Linked DNA regions of Homo sapiens: regions 1 and 3 are each linked to region 2. A link is a loop called in an ENCODE intact Hi-C map of the cell type or tissue named here. Cell type or tissue: Caco-2. All regions are shown on one strand.

Region 1 (5,000 bases), 160 kb after region 2:
ATAATTTAAAAGCCCAGTTGTTATCATCATTCATTTTAATTTGGTTTTGGGAAAAGATAGGAGGAAAGAGAGAAAAAGTTATATTCTATCAGTCTTAAAATTCAATATATAAATCAAATTTAACTTCAAATTTTCCACTTTCTGGTATTCTGCAAAAATCCACTAAATTTCTGCCTAGTCCCAAGAGGTGATGCTACCATCTTATAAGTTTAACTTTCTCTTATGCCAGATATTTAATGACCCAACATACAGCACTGCAAAATCCTTTCTTGGCTAGACTCTGCATCTAGCCATTACATCTGCCTTTAACAGACTGTCAGTCTGGCAAGAACACCCACTATATGAAGAGCTGCTATTGATCTCAGGTATAATTGGTTCACAGCCTGGCCTGTGTCAGGGTTGGCAACACAGGTCAGTGGAAATATGCACAAATTAGACATGATCAATAGGTGGTTTCCAACCTCTTTCCCATTGGCCCAAGTGAAGGTAACAAGCACACAACAATCTTGCCCACCTATAAACTGGAATTTACCACACAAGCAGTCCAACTTTTCCAGAGGATTAAGCGGGAAGGCAAGAAATTAAATTATTAAATATGATTGCTCTTTGCAAAGCATGATACTGTATAAATACCAAAAATATTACAGGTCAGATGTGGTGGCTTACACCCAGAATCGCAGCACTTTGGGAGGCTGAGGTGGGATGACCACTTGAGCTCAGGAGCTCAAGACCATACTGGGCAAGATAATGAAACCTCGTCTCTACTAAAAATAAAATTTTAAAATTAACCATGTGTGGTGACATGTGCCTGTAGTCCCAGATACTCAGGAGGCTGAGGTAGGAGGCTCTCTTGGCCAGTGAGGTCAAGGCTGCAGTGAGCTATGATCGTGCCACTACACTCCAGCCTGGACAACAGAGCAAAGACTCTGTCTCAAAAAAAAAAAAAAAAGCAAAAAAGCAAAAACAAAAAAGTTACTTTGTTAGGCTGGGCACAGTGGCTCACACCTGTAATCCCAGCACTTTGGGAGGCCGAGGCGGGTGGATCACCTGAGGTTGGGAGTTCAAGACCAGCCTGACCAACATAGAGAAACCCCGTCTCTACTAAAAATATAAAATTAGCCAGGTGGAGTGGTGCATGCCTGTAATCCCAGCTACTTGGGAGGCTGAGGCAGGAGAATCGCTTGAACCCGGGAGGCGGAGGGTTGTGGTGAGCCAAGATCACGCCATTGCACTCCAGTCCGGGCAACAAGAGCAAAACTCCCTCTCAAAACAAACAAACAAACAAACAAGCAAACATGATTTTGTATGGGGGAAAAAATGGAAGGATTCATGTATTTCCTCATCACAGTTGAGAATATGGATTAATACAACTGCATCACAGAGAATTCATTGTATCTTATGTATACACTATATCATATCACTCCTTTGGATTTTAAATTTACTAGGTCAAAAAATTTCCCTTAACAGCAACAACAGTAAAAAATAATATGTGTAGATGTTTTACACGGTGGGCTGGGGGGGCGGGAATTAATTCTTCAAGCATCAAAGGGGAGACTTAATGTTGTAGAAATGTGGCCAAGTTCATCAACTTGGAAAATTAACTTATGTGCCTGGGTTGTATTGACTTCATCTGCTCTTCCTTCTCCAGAACAAGTTAGAAACACTCAAGATTTTGCAAATAAGGAATCCATCTGTCCATGTAGTCATCAAGAAGTTGGGGGTCTCTTTCCAGTTATCTGAGAAAAGTGATTTCAATGCTCTGAAAACCCCCTCGCCACCCCCCACCTCCCCCAGGACTTTCACAAGAAATTCCAAGGTCTTTCAGCCTGGGCCAAAGGAAAAAGAAAGATATTTTTTAATTAAGAAATCAATGCAAAAGCGAAATGCCTTTGGTGTAAGTCCTCTCCGAGTCGCTTAGAAACGTGAGAAAATCTGCTCGAGCTAAGCTATCTTTAATAATACCAATTCTTCAGCGAGCTCCTCCTAGGTGGATTCACATATAGGCCCCCCCAGAGAGAGGCACCTCTGCGGAAATGAACATTGACCTCACGTGGCTGAGTCTTCTGCAGCAAGGGGATGCCATCCCTGCGGCTCCTAGAGCCACGTGTTGCTGGGGCGCATTTACACCTGGCACCGGGATGGGCGGTGCGTTGAGGCGCTTGGAGGATCCCACCTGGGCGGGGAGACTGAGCGCTGATGTTAGCTGGAGCTGCCTCAGCATTTTGTGTTCTTGATCACATTTCACAGGGATTTCACTCCCGCCCGAGCACCCTCTTTCGGCTGCTGCTGATGGGACGCGTGCATCAAGAGATCAGTGGACCCAGAGCGAGGTGGGGACGTGACACAGGGCGGCGGGGCCTCGGGGGACAAAGGGGACCCGCTCTCGGAAGGGGACGTCCGGGCGTGCGCCATCGTGAAGCGGAGACGTTTCTATTTCCAGCCGGTCTGCCCAGAGGCTGAGTTTGCCACATCAGTGACGGCTGGCCTGGGAAGGTTTCTCTAAAATAGCCTCCCACTTGTGCTCAACATGAAGCTGAACCCATTAATTCAAAACACAGCTCTGCGCTTCCTCCCCGCCGCTGCTTTCGCGACAGACGCTGCCCCAGCAGAACAAACCCTTGCATTTGGAGGCCCGCGCGGCTCCGGAGCGCTGAGCCCGTTTGTCTAAACAGCTCTCAGCGGTGGTTCTCATTACAGGGAGACAGCCCCACGCAAACAGACAGCCCTGCTCCTTTAAACACAGCAATTTGGGCTTGTCTGTTGCTCCCTGCTCTTTTTTTTTTTTTTTTTTAAATCATTTGGACTGTAAAGTAATTAGAGGGATAGACATTCCCAAAATAAGAAGATCAACAGCTGAGCTTTGTAATTCTAACGTGAGCACACATATCATTTCAGGCTCTCCCAGGACCCCTAGGCAGGTACGATTTCAATAATCAAAGCGTTTTGCATACATTTTCTAATTACCACTCTTGCCCTTGGATTTTTTTGTTTTTGAACTTCCAAGCTCGCCAGTGCCACAGAGGGTGGGCTCCATCCCCTCTGTCACCGCCTGGCTTCTCGCTCCCATCCTCAGCCTTGCCCACCGCTGAGCACAACCTTGGTTTGTTTTTTTCCCTATCAAAGCGCTGTGCGAAGAAAGGAAAATAGTGTTTTGAGGGGGAAGAGTAAGGAGTGGTAATTATATTCCTAATCACATGTAATTTAAGAGAAAATGAGTAGATGGGAGAGGCTATTTAGCTCTTGACTCCGTGTAATTCCACAGTCTGGGACCACAGGCACCCCACTGTCACCTGGGTGTCTTTCAAAGCCACCCTAGGCTCAGCAGCCAAACGGTTAATTACAAGGGAGAAGCTGCTCTCCAGCAACTGCAGCTCTAACTGTGGAACACTGTCATTAGATGACAATGGCAGCCTTTGCCCCAAATCCAGAGCCTACCTCAGACTGTTCCCCTGGGTTCTCTGCCCCACTTCCGAAGTGGGAAAGGCACCAGGCATGTACAAACACATGACAACAAACAGTAGGGCTGCACTCCGTTTAACATACCAGTATTTTTGTGCTCAGTACATTAGATATGTCACTCATGACATTTGCACAATTCAATTAATGAACGATTGAATAATTTACTGAGCAAAAGCTACTCACATGGGTAACATTGTGCAAAGAGTCACATTTGTTAGTTCATCTGTGAAACAAACACCGACTCAAGGATTGCTGAGAGGATTTAATGAGATAATAAATAATAATGACTGGGTGCGGTGGCTCACACCTGTAATCCCAACACTTTGGGAGGCCAAGGTGGGCAGATCACTTGAGCCCAGGAGTTCAAGACAAACCTGGGCAACATGGAAAATCCTCATCCCTATAAAAAATTAAAAAATTAGCCAGGCCTGGTGGTGCATGCCCGTAGTCCCAGCCACTTGGTAGGCTGAGGTAGGAGATCACTTGAGCCCAGAAGATTGAAGCTACAGTGGGCGGTGATCACACCACTGCACTCCAGCCTGGGCAACAGAGCAAGACCTTGTCTCAATAAAACAATAAAATGAAATAAAATTAATAATAATGATAATAAAACTTTGAACACTGCCTGACACAGCAGGTGCTTAGCAAATATTAGATATTAATACGTAAAATTCAAGCCTGAGCAACATAGTGGGACTCTCTTTTTTTATTTCTTTATTTTATTTTTCAATTTTTTTTTGAGATGGAGTCTCGCTCTGTTGCCCAGGCTGAAGTGCAGTGGCACGATCTCGGCTCACTGCCACCTCCACCTCCCGAGTTCAAGCAATTCTCTTGTCTCAGTCTCCCCAGTAGCTGGGACTACAAGCGCCTGCCACCATGCCCTGCTAATTTTTTGTATTTTTAGTATAGACTGGGTTTCACCATATTGGTCAGGCTGGTCTCGAACTCCTGACCTCAAATGATCCACCCGCCTCGCCCTCCCAAAGGAGACCCTGTCTCTTAAAAATTTTTAAATTAGCCAGGCATGGTGATGCACACTTGTAGTTCCAGGTACTCAGGAGGCTGAGGCAGGAGGATGACTTGAGCCCAGGAGTTCGAGGCTGCAGGGAGCTATGATTGCACCACTGCACTCCAGCCTGGACAACAGAGGAAGACCCTGTCTCAAAAAAAAAAAAAAAAAAACCTTAAAATTCCGTGCATATGAGTTGTGTGTCCAGTACTTTACATACATCTTATTTCATATTTACAATAATACCATGAAGAAGACTATTCTTGTTCACATTTCACCAAAAACTGAGAATTAAAGAGATCAAAAAACTGTGCCCAAGGTCACACAGCCAGTAACAGAAGTGGGATTTAAACTCAGGAAACGTGACTCAGCAGTCTGTTATTTAATCAAAACATTCCTCTCTTTCTCTCCCTCCCTACGTCTTCCTCTGTCTTATCTTGTGCATATAAATATATGTATAATATTTTACATCTTTAAATAATTTCATACAAACGACCTGTTGTTAGAACCTAAGGATTATTATTTTCCCTCA
Region 2 (5,000 bases):
ACTTTGGGAGGCTAAGGCAGGCAGATCATGAGGTCAGGAGTTTGAGACCAGCCTGGCCAACATGGTGAAACCCCATCTCTACTAAAAACACAAAAATTAGCCAGGCCTGGTGGAGAGCACCTGTAATCCCAGCTATTAGGGAGGCTGAGGCAGGAGAATTGCTTGAGCCCAGGAGGCAGAGGTTGTAGTGAGTTGAAATCGCACCACTGCACTCCAGCCTGGGCAACAGAGCAAGACTCCGTCTCAAAAAAAAAAAATTAAAAAAATTAGAAAAAAGAATTAAATGACCATATGATATGCACTTAATACTATGGCACGTAACACAAATTAAATGCTCAATTAATGTTAACTATTATTATTATTGCTATTACTACTTCTAAGATTATGCTTAACTAAGTACTGATCAGGAGAGCATGCCACCAGTGATCACGCCCCCATTTCAGAAACTTACTGAAAATGAGCAAATGGGATATAAGTTCCCACTAATGAATTAACAGTCACTAGAGGGGTGTCCCCTCTCCCCACAAGGAACAAGCTTACTCTCAATCAAAACTAGAGGCTATGAGTGGAGAAACACACGGCCAAGAAATCACAAAGAAGGCAGAACCCCAGTCAAAGGGTAGGGCCACTTTGATGCATATCTTGAATGCTCAAATTAATTTCTAGAACCTAACTCATTCCTGAACAATTTTTTCTTTTTCTTTTTTCTTTTTTTAGCATTGGAGTTGGGGTCTTACTCTGTCACCCAGGCTAGAGTGCAGTGGTACAATCACCGCTCACTGCAGCCTCAAACTCCTGGGCTCAAGCTATCCTCCCACCTCAGCCTCCCAATAGCTGCAACTACAGGCATATTCCACCATGCTCAGCTAAGTTGCTGGGGGTTTTGTTGGTTTTGTTTTACTTTTAGAGAAGGGATCTAAACAAAGGATTTAAAATGTGTGCTCGGGACAGACAATTCACAGCCCAAAGGGCACAGACACCTCAAGTGTCAAGGCCCCTCCATCCTAGGGAAGAAATGCTCAGGCCGTAAGAATAGGGAGGGCTGGGAGACAGGGGTGAATCAGGATTTTTCCTTCTTTTTTTCTTATACATAGGCCTCACTTCTGTTTTAAGGAACCTGGAGCTCAGCATGCTTCATTAGGTTACATAAATTAATCTTTAATATCTCAAACAAATCCAGAAGCTGTTATACAACAAAGTCATTTATTTTAACATGTTGAAACACATACCCACACTGCACCCAGAAGAACCACAATTTTTTCAAGCTATCAATTATAGCCATTAGAAACCAGATAATTCAGAGTTAGTCCTTGATGCAAGCAAGCCAAGTGGTTTAAAGTCTATTCAGAGATGTAATATACACTTTCATTACTTATAAAACAAACTTTTAGGGTTTTTTTTTGTTTTTTGTTTGTTTGTTTGTTTTTGAGATAGAGTCTTGGTCTGTCGCCCAGGCTGGAGTGCAGTGGCGCAATCTCGGCTCACTGCAACCTCTGCCTCCTGGGTTCAAGTGATTCTCCTGCCTCAGCCTCCTGAGTAGCTGGGATTACAGGTGTGCGCCCCCACCCCTGGCTAATTTGTTTGTATTTTTAGTAGAGACAGGGTTTCACCATGTTGGCCAGGCTGGTCTCCAACTCTTGACCTCAAGTGCCTTGGCTTCTCAAAGTGCTGGGATTACACGCATGAGCCACCGTGCCCAGCCAAACTTTTAGGTTTTTTGTTTTTTGTTTTCAAAGCTCATGTGTGGCAGGCAGCACTCTTCCTAACTGGCTCAAGACTGACTTTGGCCGGGCGCAGTGGCTCATGCCTATAATCCCAGCACTCTGGGAGACCAAGGTGGGAGGATTGCTTGGGCCCACAAGTTTGAGACCAGCCTGGACTACATAGTGAGACCCTAACTCTACAAAACAAAAACACAAAAATTAGCCGAATGTGGTGGCACATGCCCATAGTCCCTGCTCCTCGGGAGGCTGAGGCAAGAGGATGGCTTGAGCTCAGGAGATCGAGGCTACAGTGAGCCAAGATTGCGCCACTGCACTCCAGCCTGGGCTACAGAGCAAGACTGTCTCAAAAAAAAAAGAGAGAGAGAGAGACTGATTTTGTGCTATAGTAATAATGTTACTAAACTTAGATTTTTGAAAGTCTTCAGACAGATCCTTGAGACAACCAGGGACCAAGGGCCTACTTGAGTCAAGGTGTTAAGTGTTAGAAGAGGTTCAAACTAAACACTTATTAACTAAATTGTTAACTTGGGGGATAAGATCCCACTTAAAGAGGCAGTACTTTGACTGTTTGAGCACCAACAAGGAAATGCTGTAATACCTTAGTCATATTTGCTCTCTGGGAAAATAATAACTGAATATATGTTTACTGATAGAAGTAAGTTCTCTGAAGAATGACAGAGTGAGTGTCATTTTCTAAATATTAAACTCCTTCGGCCTGGGGGAGTGTTTCTCATGACAAAGGACTTGCTGTTTGTTTAGGTATTAGTATGTATTAATAATGAGTTTTCAAAGAGTGGAAGGGTTGAGGACTGTTTGACTAAACTCTTTCAGAGAGTTCAGTGTACATAAACTGTTCATTAACAAGAGCAGAAAGATCCCTGGAGGTAAAATTTGGATTTCAGAAATGTGATTTTTATTATATTTGGAACCAAAGCACAGTAGGAATGCATATCAGATTATAATAGAGAGATAAGATTTGAAATTCAATTACTTGCCATAAACAGTTCATGGGTACACGCTCCAAGGATCAATCAAACGAATAAAATGACGACAACTTGGAATCATGCTATTATCAGAACAGGATATCTGAGGAACATTGCACTCTAACTGAGTGCTTCAATGGAAGATTAATTATTCTGAATATAAGTAATTCTAGAAATAGTGTTTAAAGAAAGCTGGGCCTATGGTGGAAGACGGCTTGTCATTCCCGACCACTCTGAATGTTTCTCAAACTCCCCTTTGTACAACAATGTAGCAAACACTGAAGAAATATGGCCAGGAAGTTTTATAATTTATACTCTCAAGGAGTCTGCGTTAGTAATGGAAAACAGGACAAACAGACATAGAGATGACACATAGATGAGTGATATACACAGAGAGACCTCACTGCCTGGAGCACAGCGAGGATGCCAAAATTATAAGAACTCTCAAGAAACTTACAATCATGCTCAGAAAATAAAATATACATAGGCGATAACTAGTTTTCTAATAATCAAAGAACAATATATCAGAATCTAAGCATCTTAGAGGCAGTTGAGAAATTAGAGTTGATAGACTAACTCTTTGATAGATGAAGAAGAAATAAAGATATGAAAAAAATAAGGCAGAAACCAATAATTAATGAGTGACTATGGGTAAGACAGACCCCAGGCTGGTCGCCTTATACATTATCTCATGGAATACTCATGACAGCTCTGTGAGGCATGGGGATTACCCTCCTTTGACAAAGGAAAGGACAGAGGATTTGAGAGTTGAAGGAAAATCACACGGCTAAGAAGATGGATCAGGGACCAGACCCAGGTTATTTTGTCTATGTCTGTGGTCTTTCCCCAGACAATGCAGGGAGGGGCTAAGTGCCAGATCTAATGCCTGGTAACAACATGGATATGTATATTTGAACCCAGAGGAGACAAATCTGGGAAATCTTCACAAGAAAGCTGGAATTGAACTAAGATGTAAAAAGAACATAAACCAGAAACGTCTAAAGAACAAAGTAGCTCAGATGGTTTCTACCTCCAGTGTGCGTCTTTCTCACCCATAAAAGAGAAATCTTCGCCAGGGCTAGGCATAGGTCTTACTCTCCATGAAATTTTCAGTGCCAGCCCTCATATCTGGACCTCGGTACCCTGAGTAAGTGTGTGTTGAACTATTAAACGCGGAGAGACTTGGGGATGATAGTGGTAATAGGCTGTGAATTGTAAATTCACAATTGTGAATAGGCTGAGAAACAGAGAGCAGATGTTGCCTAAATGAACAGCAAATAAATGGGGAATATGAAAATTTAACAGATTTATCCAATTATGGTGTCCATTCTGCTGCCCTCCTGTCCCCCATGGGTAGCTGACCTCTGACCTTGGCTAGAAGAGTATTTGCGGTTTTAGAGTCGCTGAGCAAGGGTCACATCATTAGCCCCAAGGTTGAGGGTATTTCTCCCTCCTAAGTCCTAAGAAAGTCAGTGTGAAGGTGGACCCAGGGTCTGAGTCCACACTAGCGGGCGGGAGCAGAAAAATACCCCAGACCCACCATTACCAACAAACCTGTCAATTGCAGAACTTTGGCTGGCAACATTCTTGGCTTGCGGGTGAGGAGAGAGTTGGAAGGGACAGACAGAAAGGTGCCAGTGAATCAATTTTAGTTTTGGCAAACACTGGATGGAGACACATCAATAACGGTAGGGCTGGAGATTAATTAAGAAAAAACTTTAAATGGAAGAGATAATCTATTATATCAGATAATCTATTATAGCAGAGGCATGATCTTAGCTCACTGCAATCTCTGCCTCCCAGGTTCAGGCAATTCTCCTGCCTCAGCCTCCCAAGTAGCTGGGATTACAGGCATGTGCCACCATGCCCAGCTAATTTTTGTATTTTTAGTAGAAACATTCATTTAGTGCATAAATTAATATAAATGAAATATATCAATAGAACAGTGCTAGATATAATCTAAGTTCCAGATTTTGCCCTTTTCTCTTTTTTTCTCAAATATGTTTAGTTGTGTAATATCTCAGCAATTCAGAAGAAATGAAAACAATGACAATGACCAAGGGGTTCATCCACTAGATCTAAGAAGTATTATCCTTAACACTATCTTTCCTTTAGTTACCTTTTTATTTTTTGAGAAAGAAAATATTTTAGTGCCAGCTAAAGCATCCCCATTTCATTGTTTACTCTCCATCACCAGAGATAGACAGTAATTGACTATATTTTTATATTTTACAGACATAAAACTGTAAGCAATATATAGTAACATTTGAACATCTTTAAACGTACAGATGTG
Region 3 (5,000 bases), 110 kb after region 2:
TTGCAGCCTGAACCCTCCCTGGGCTCAGGTGATCCTCCCACCTCAGCCTCTGGAGTAGCTGGGACTTCAGGTGCAGGCCACCACACCCAGCTAATGTTTGTACTTTTTGTAGAGATTGGCCACATCACCCAGGCTTGTCTTGAACTCCTGGGCTCAAGTGATCCACCCGCCTGGCCTCCAAAAGTGCTGCTATTATAGGCATGAGCCACTGCACCAGGTGAGAAACATGATTTAAAGCTAGCTAGCTAGTTATTTTTCTCTGCTGGTCCAGTATTAAAGGAGATTTTCATGCAAGAATGAGATCTAGAAGAAATGATTAGAATCTTATTTTCCCGCAGCTGACATTCTATCCCGGCCTCTCAGACCTGATCAGCCATTAGAAAAGTATGGTTTCATCATAATTACAGCAAACACTCATTGACTTCTTGGTATGTGCTAGACACTGTATTAAGTGTATTAATTGCATACCTTATCTCGTCTAATCTTCACAATAATTGAAAAAGACAGGAACTACAATAACTCTCATGTCATAGGTTGAACAAACCACAGGGCATAAAAATTGAGTAACTTGCCCAAGCTCATACAGCCTGTAGTGGGTAAAGCCAAAATTCAAATCAGCTTTGTTTACCTCTTGCTACTCAAAGTGTGGTCCCTAGACCAGCAGCATTGGCACCACCTGGGGACTTGTTAAAAATGCAAAATCCCCAGTCCCACCCCAGATTTACTGAATCAGAATCCTTGAAATTGGGGCCCGGCAATCTGTAGTTTAAAAAGGTCTTCAGAGGCTGGGCACAGTGTCTGATGCCTGTAATTACAACACTTCGGGAGGCTGAGGCAGGTGGATTGCTTGAGGCCAGGAGTTTGAGACCAGCCTGGGCAACATAGCAAGACCCCATCTTAAATGGTTTGGCTCTGTGTTGCCACCCAAATCTCATGTCAAATTGTAATCCCCAGTGTTGGAGGTGGGACCTCGTGGGAGGTGTTTGGATCATGGGAGTAGGGTTCTCATGAATGCTATAGCACCATCCCCTCTGTGCCCTTCTCATGACAGTGAGTGAGTTATCCTGGGATCTGGTTGTTTAAAAGTGTGCAGCACCTGCCTCTCTCTCTTCCTCCTGCTCCAGCCTTGTAAGATGTGCTTGCTTCCCTTCGCCTTCTGTCATGATCATAAGTTTCCTGAGGCCTCCCCAGCCATGCTTGCTACAGAGCCTGTGCAGCTGTGAACCAGTTAAACCTCTTTTCTTTATAAACTACCCAGTCTTCAGTATTTCTTTATAACAGTGAAATAACAACTAATACACCATCTCTATAAAAAATAGAAATAAAAAAATTAGCCAGGCCTGGTGGCTGGGAGGTCAAGGGTGCAGTAAGCCGTGATCATGCTACTGCACTCCAGCCTGGGTGACAAAGCGAGACCCTGTCTCAAAGAAAAAGTTCATGTTTTAATTATCAGGAGCTCTTCTTGTTCTCTGACTGTTCTTGGGTCACAACAACTTGTTCTTATTTTAGGAATGTAATGTCATCCATATCATCCTAAATTGTTCCGAGAACACTAAAAAAAGGGGTTTTTTTTTTTTTTAGTTATTTTTAGTTCCCTGAGTTATATCTATTTTCTTCAGAATCTGTTGTTCTGTTTGTTCATATTAATCCTTCCCTTTTCTGAAATTGGCATAATCAAATATCTAGTGTTATATCTGTATCAGTCCATTCTCACACTGCTATAAAGAGCTACCTGAGACTGGGTAATTTATGAAGAAAAGAGGTTTGACTCACAGTTCTGCGGTCTGTACAGGAAGCATGACTGGGAGGCCTCAGGAAACTTACAGTCGTGGCAGACGGCAAAGGGGAAGCCAGCACCTTCTTCACACACAGCAGAAGAGAGACAGCGTGAAGGGGAAAGTGCCACACACTTTTAAAACCACCAGATCTCATGAGAACTCATTAACTATCACAAGAACAGCAAGGGGGAAATCTGCCTCCATGATCCAGTCACCTCCCACCAGGTCCCTCCCCTATAATCCCCAGGGATTACAATTCAACATGAGATTTGGGAGAGCCAAACAGAGCCAAACCATGTCAATACCTATGGCTCAAGGACAAAGCTGATTAGCACAGATAGCATGGGTTTCTCGGGACTCTTTCTTAAGTGAGGGAGTTCTGTGCATACACTGGGTAAGTGAGTGGGAGTGCTGTCAGGCAGCCTTCCCTATTGTATAGACCAGGCAACCTAGAGATCCCCAAGATTGTTAGGGAATAAAGAACTTTGGTGTAGTTCACACCTGAGCAAAGCTGTCTTACTTAGCCTTTGTTCCTCAGGCCCAGGGTTACCTCCAGCTTTTTTCTTTAGGCCCAGCACCTATATCCCCTTACTCTAAAGGGTTAGGGTTCTTTAGAGATGATTTGGTTTTATCCACTTGCCATAATTTGCCCATGTTTGCTTTGAAATTGCACGGTGGACTAGAGAAGAAAGAGAGGAGAAGGAAAAGCTCTAGTTGAAGAAGGGGGTTCCAAAGTCCTGAATTCAGAACTTTAAATAAACACTCTGATGGGTGCCCTCTGACCCATCCCTGTCCTTTGTGTTGGATGACTCTGAGCTTGGAGCTTCTCCAGCCCTCTCTTATCTCTAGAATCTCCTCCTCTGTTTTTACTTTTGTTTGCTTTTCATATTTGTCCATCTGCTTTCTTTCTACCAGCATGTATTTCACGCTCTGTGATTCCTTTATTGATGTCCAGCACTGTGGTTTCATTGGATAGATTAATAGACAGACAGACAACAGATGGGTAATAGTTTCAGTCATTTCAGTGGGACCTTGAGAAAGCATGAAGGTTGATAAGTATGCTCACTCTCTCTTCTTGAACAAGAAGATACTCAGCAAAGATTTCAGCATATAGAATTTTTTGTTTTAGAAGTCATATTTACCTTTTCCTCCTCCCACCCTATCAAATTATATCTTCAGAAAATTATCAGATAAATACATATCTAATAAATACATCACCTAGTAAATACTTACTTTATTTTATTTTATTTATTAATATTTATTTATTTTGAGATAGGATCTCACTCTGTCACCCAGGCTGGGGTGCAGTGGCATGATCCTAGCTCACTGCAGCCTCTAACTCCTAGGTTCAAATAATCGTCCCACCTCATCCTCCTGAGTAGCACTACAGGCACACACCACCATGCCTGGTGTATTTGTCTGTTCTCACACTGCTAATAAAGACATGCCTGAGACTGGGTAATTTATAATGAAGAAGAGGTTTAATGGGCTCACAGTTCCATGCGGCTGGGGAGGTCTCATAGTCATGGCAGAAGGCAAAGGAGGAGCAAAGTCACGTCTTACATAGCGGCAGGCAAGACAGGGAGCATGTGTAGGGGAACTCCCCTTTATAAAACCATCAGATCTCGTGAGACCTATTCACTATCATGAAAGCAACCTGGGAAAGACCTGCCCCCATGATTCAATTACCTCCCACCAGGTCCCTCCCATGACACATGGAAATTATGGTAGCTACAATTCAAGATTTGGGTCGGGGCACAGTCAAACCATATCACCTGGGTAATATTTAAAAATTTTTTTAGAAACAAGGGTCTCACTATGTTGACCAGGCTGGTCTTGAACTTCTGGCCTCAAGTGTTCCTCCTATCTCAGCCTCCCAAATTGCTGGGATTACAGACATAAGCCACCATGCCTGGCCTTAGCACTTCTTTAAGTATATACACACAGACACACATGAACATAATGGGAAATGTTAGAAGCCAAATTGTAGTAGAAACAAAAGCCTAGCTTAAAAAAAATTACCATTTGAGAATTTCAGGTATCATGAAAGTACAAACATTCAAATATTTTGTGGACATTTTCCTTTTATGGGGAATTTAATTGCATGAGGTCAATTAAGGTTGAATCTGAACATCTCTGAACCCTAATACGTCTACCAATCAGATGAACTAATAACTTTCTGGTGATATTTGGTGGCCAGCTGAGAAAGCAATGTGGTATTTTAAGAAAGGCGATAGACCAAACCAAACTAACCACATCAAGGTAATTCTATACATCTCATTTTTCAAAATGTCTATGACTGCAGGAACCTTTGAAAGTTTATAGAAAGGAAGTATTGATAAATCTATGTGTATTTCAAAGAAACTTTTTTTTAATTTTAATTTTTATTTATTTATTTTTTTTATATAGTATTTATTGATCATTCCTGGGTGTTTCTCGGAGAGGGGGATTTGGCAGGGTCATAGGACAATAGTGGAGGGAAGGTCAGCAGATAAACATGTGAACAAGGGTCTCTGGTTTTCCTAGGCAGAGGACCCTGCGGCCTTCCGCAGTGTTTGCGTCCCTGGGTACTTGAGATTAGGGAGTGGTGATGACTCTTGACGAGCATGCTGCCTTCAAGCATCTGTTTAACAAAGCACATCTTGCACCGCCCTTAATCCATTTAACCCTGAGTGGACACAGCACATGTTTCAGAGAGCACGGGGTTGGGGGTAAGGTTATAGATTAACAGCATCCCAAGGCAGAAGAATTTTCTTAGTACAGAACAAAATGGAGTCTCCCATGTCTACTTCTTTCCACACAGACACAGTAACAATCTGATCTCTCTTTTCCCCACATTTCCCCCTTTTCTATTCGACAAAACCGCCATCGTCATCATGGCCCGTTCTCAATGAGCTGTTGGGTACACCTCCCAGACGGGGTGGCAGCCGGGCAGAGGGGCTCTTCACTTCCCAGACGGGGCGGCCGGGCAGAGGCGCCCCTCACCTCCCAGATGGGGCAGCTGGCCGGGCGGGGGCTGCCCCCCACCTCCCTCCCAGACGGGGCGGCTGCTGGGCGGAGACGCTCCTCACTTCCCAGACTGGGCGGCTGCAGGGCAGAGGGGCTCCTCACTTCCCAGACGGGGCAGCTGCCGGGCGGAGGGGCTCCTCACTTCTCAGACGGGGTGGCCGGGCAGAGACGCTCCTCACCTCCCAGACGGGGTGGCGGTCGGGCAGAGACACT

What was found. A loop is a pair of places that touch in the nucleus more often than their neighbours do. Peaks named below come from ENCODE experiments on the same cell type or tissue, not always from the same donor. Only the 100,000 strongest peaks of a DNase experiment are listed, where the experiment ranks them.
Region 1: a loop joins it to region 2, with 1.9 times the contacts of the local background. A loop is called at or near these places in 1 of 110 quality-filtered maps.
Region 3: it touches region 2 in a loop (1.8-fold over the local background); 1 of 110 quality-filtered maps calls a loop at or near these places.

Annotation. Positions count from the first base shown.
Region 1 is chr10:28,719,784-28,724,783 of GRCh38, reverse strand. All of the region lies in intron 2 of LOC107984170 (a long non-coding RNA gene), which reads right to left. Among named protein-coding and RNA genes, the nearest start is that of LINC01517, 21 kb to the left of the region's middle. RefSeq lists an enhancer at 2,299-2,800. In Caco-2, no CTCF peak of the experiment used is centred here; DNase peaks (open chromatin) are centred at 2,353 and 2,563; H3K4me3 peaks cover 1,177 bases.
Region 2 is chr10:28,881,997-28,886,996 of GRCh38, reverse strand. No RefSeq gene overlaps it. Among named protein-coding and RNA genes, the nearest start is that of C10orf126, 38 kb to the right of the region's middle. In Caco-2, no CTCF peak of the experiment used is centred here; DNase peaks (open chromatin) are centred at 2,036 and 2,446.
Region 3 is chr10:28,771,848-28,776,847 of GRCh38, reverse strand. All of the region lies in intron 2 of LINC01517 (long intergenic non-protein coding RNA 1517), which reads right to left. Among named protein-coding and RNA genes, the nearest start is that of LINC00837, 22 kb to the left of the region's middle. In Caco-2, no CTCF peak of the experiment used is centred here; a DNase peak (open chromatin) is centred at 2,567.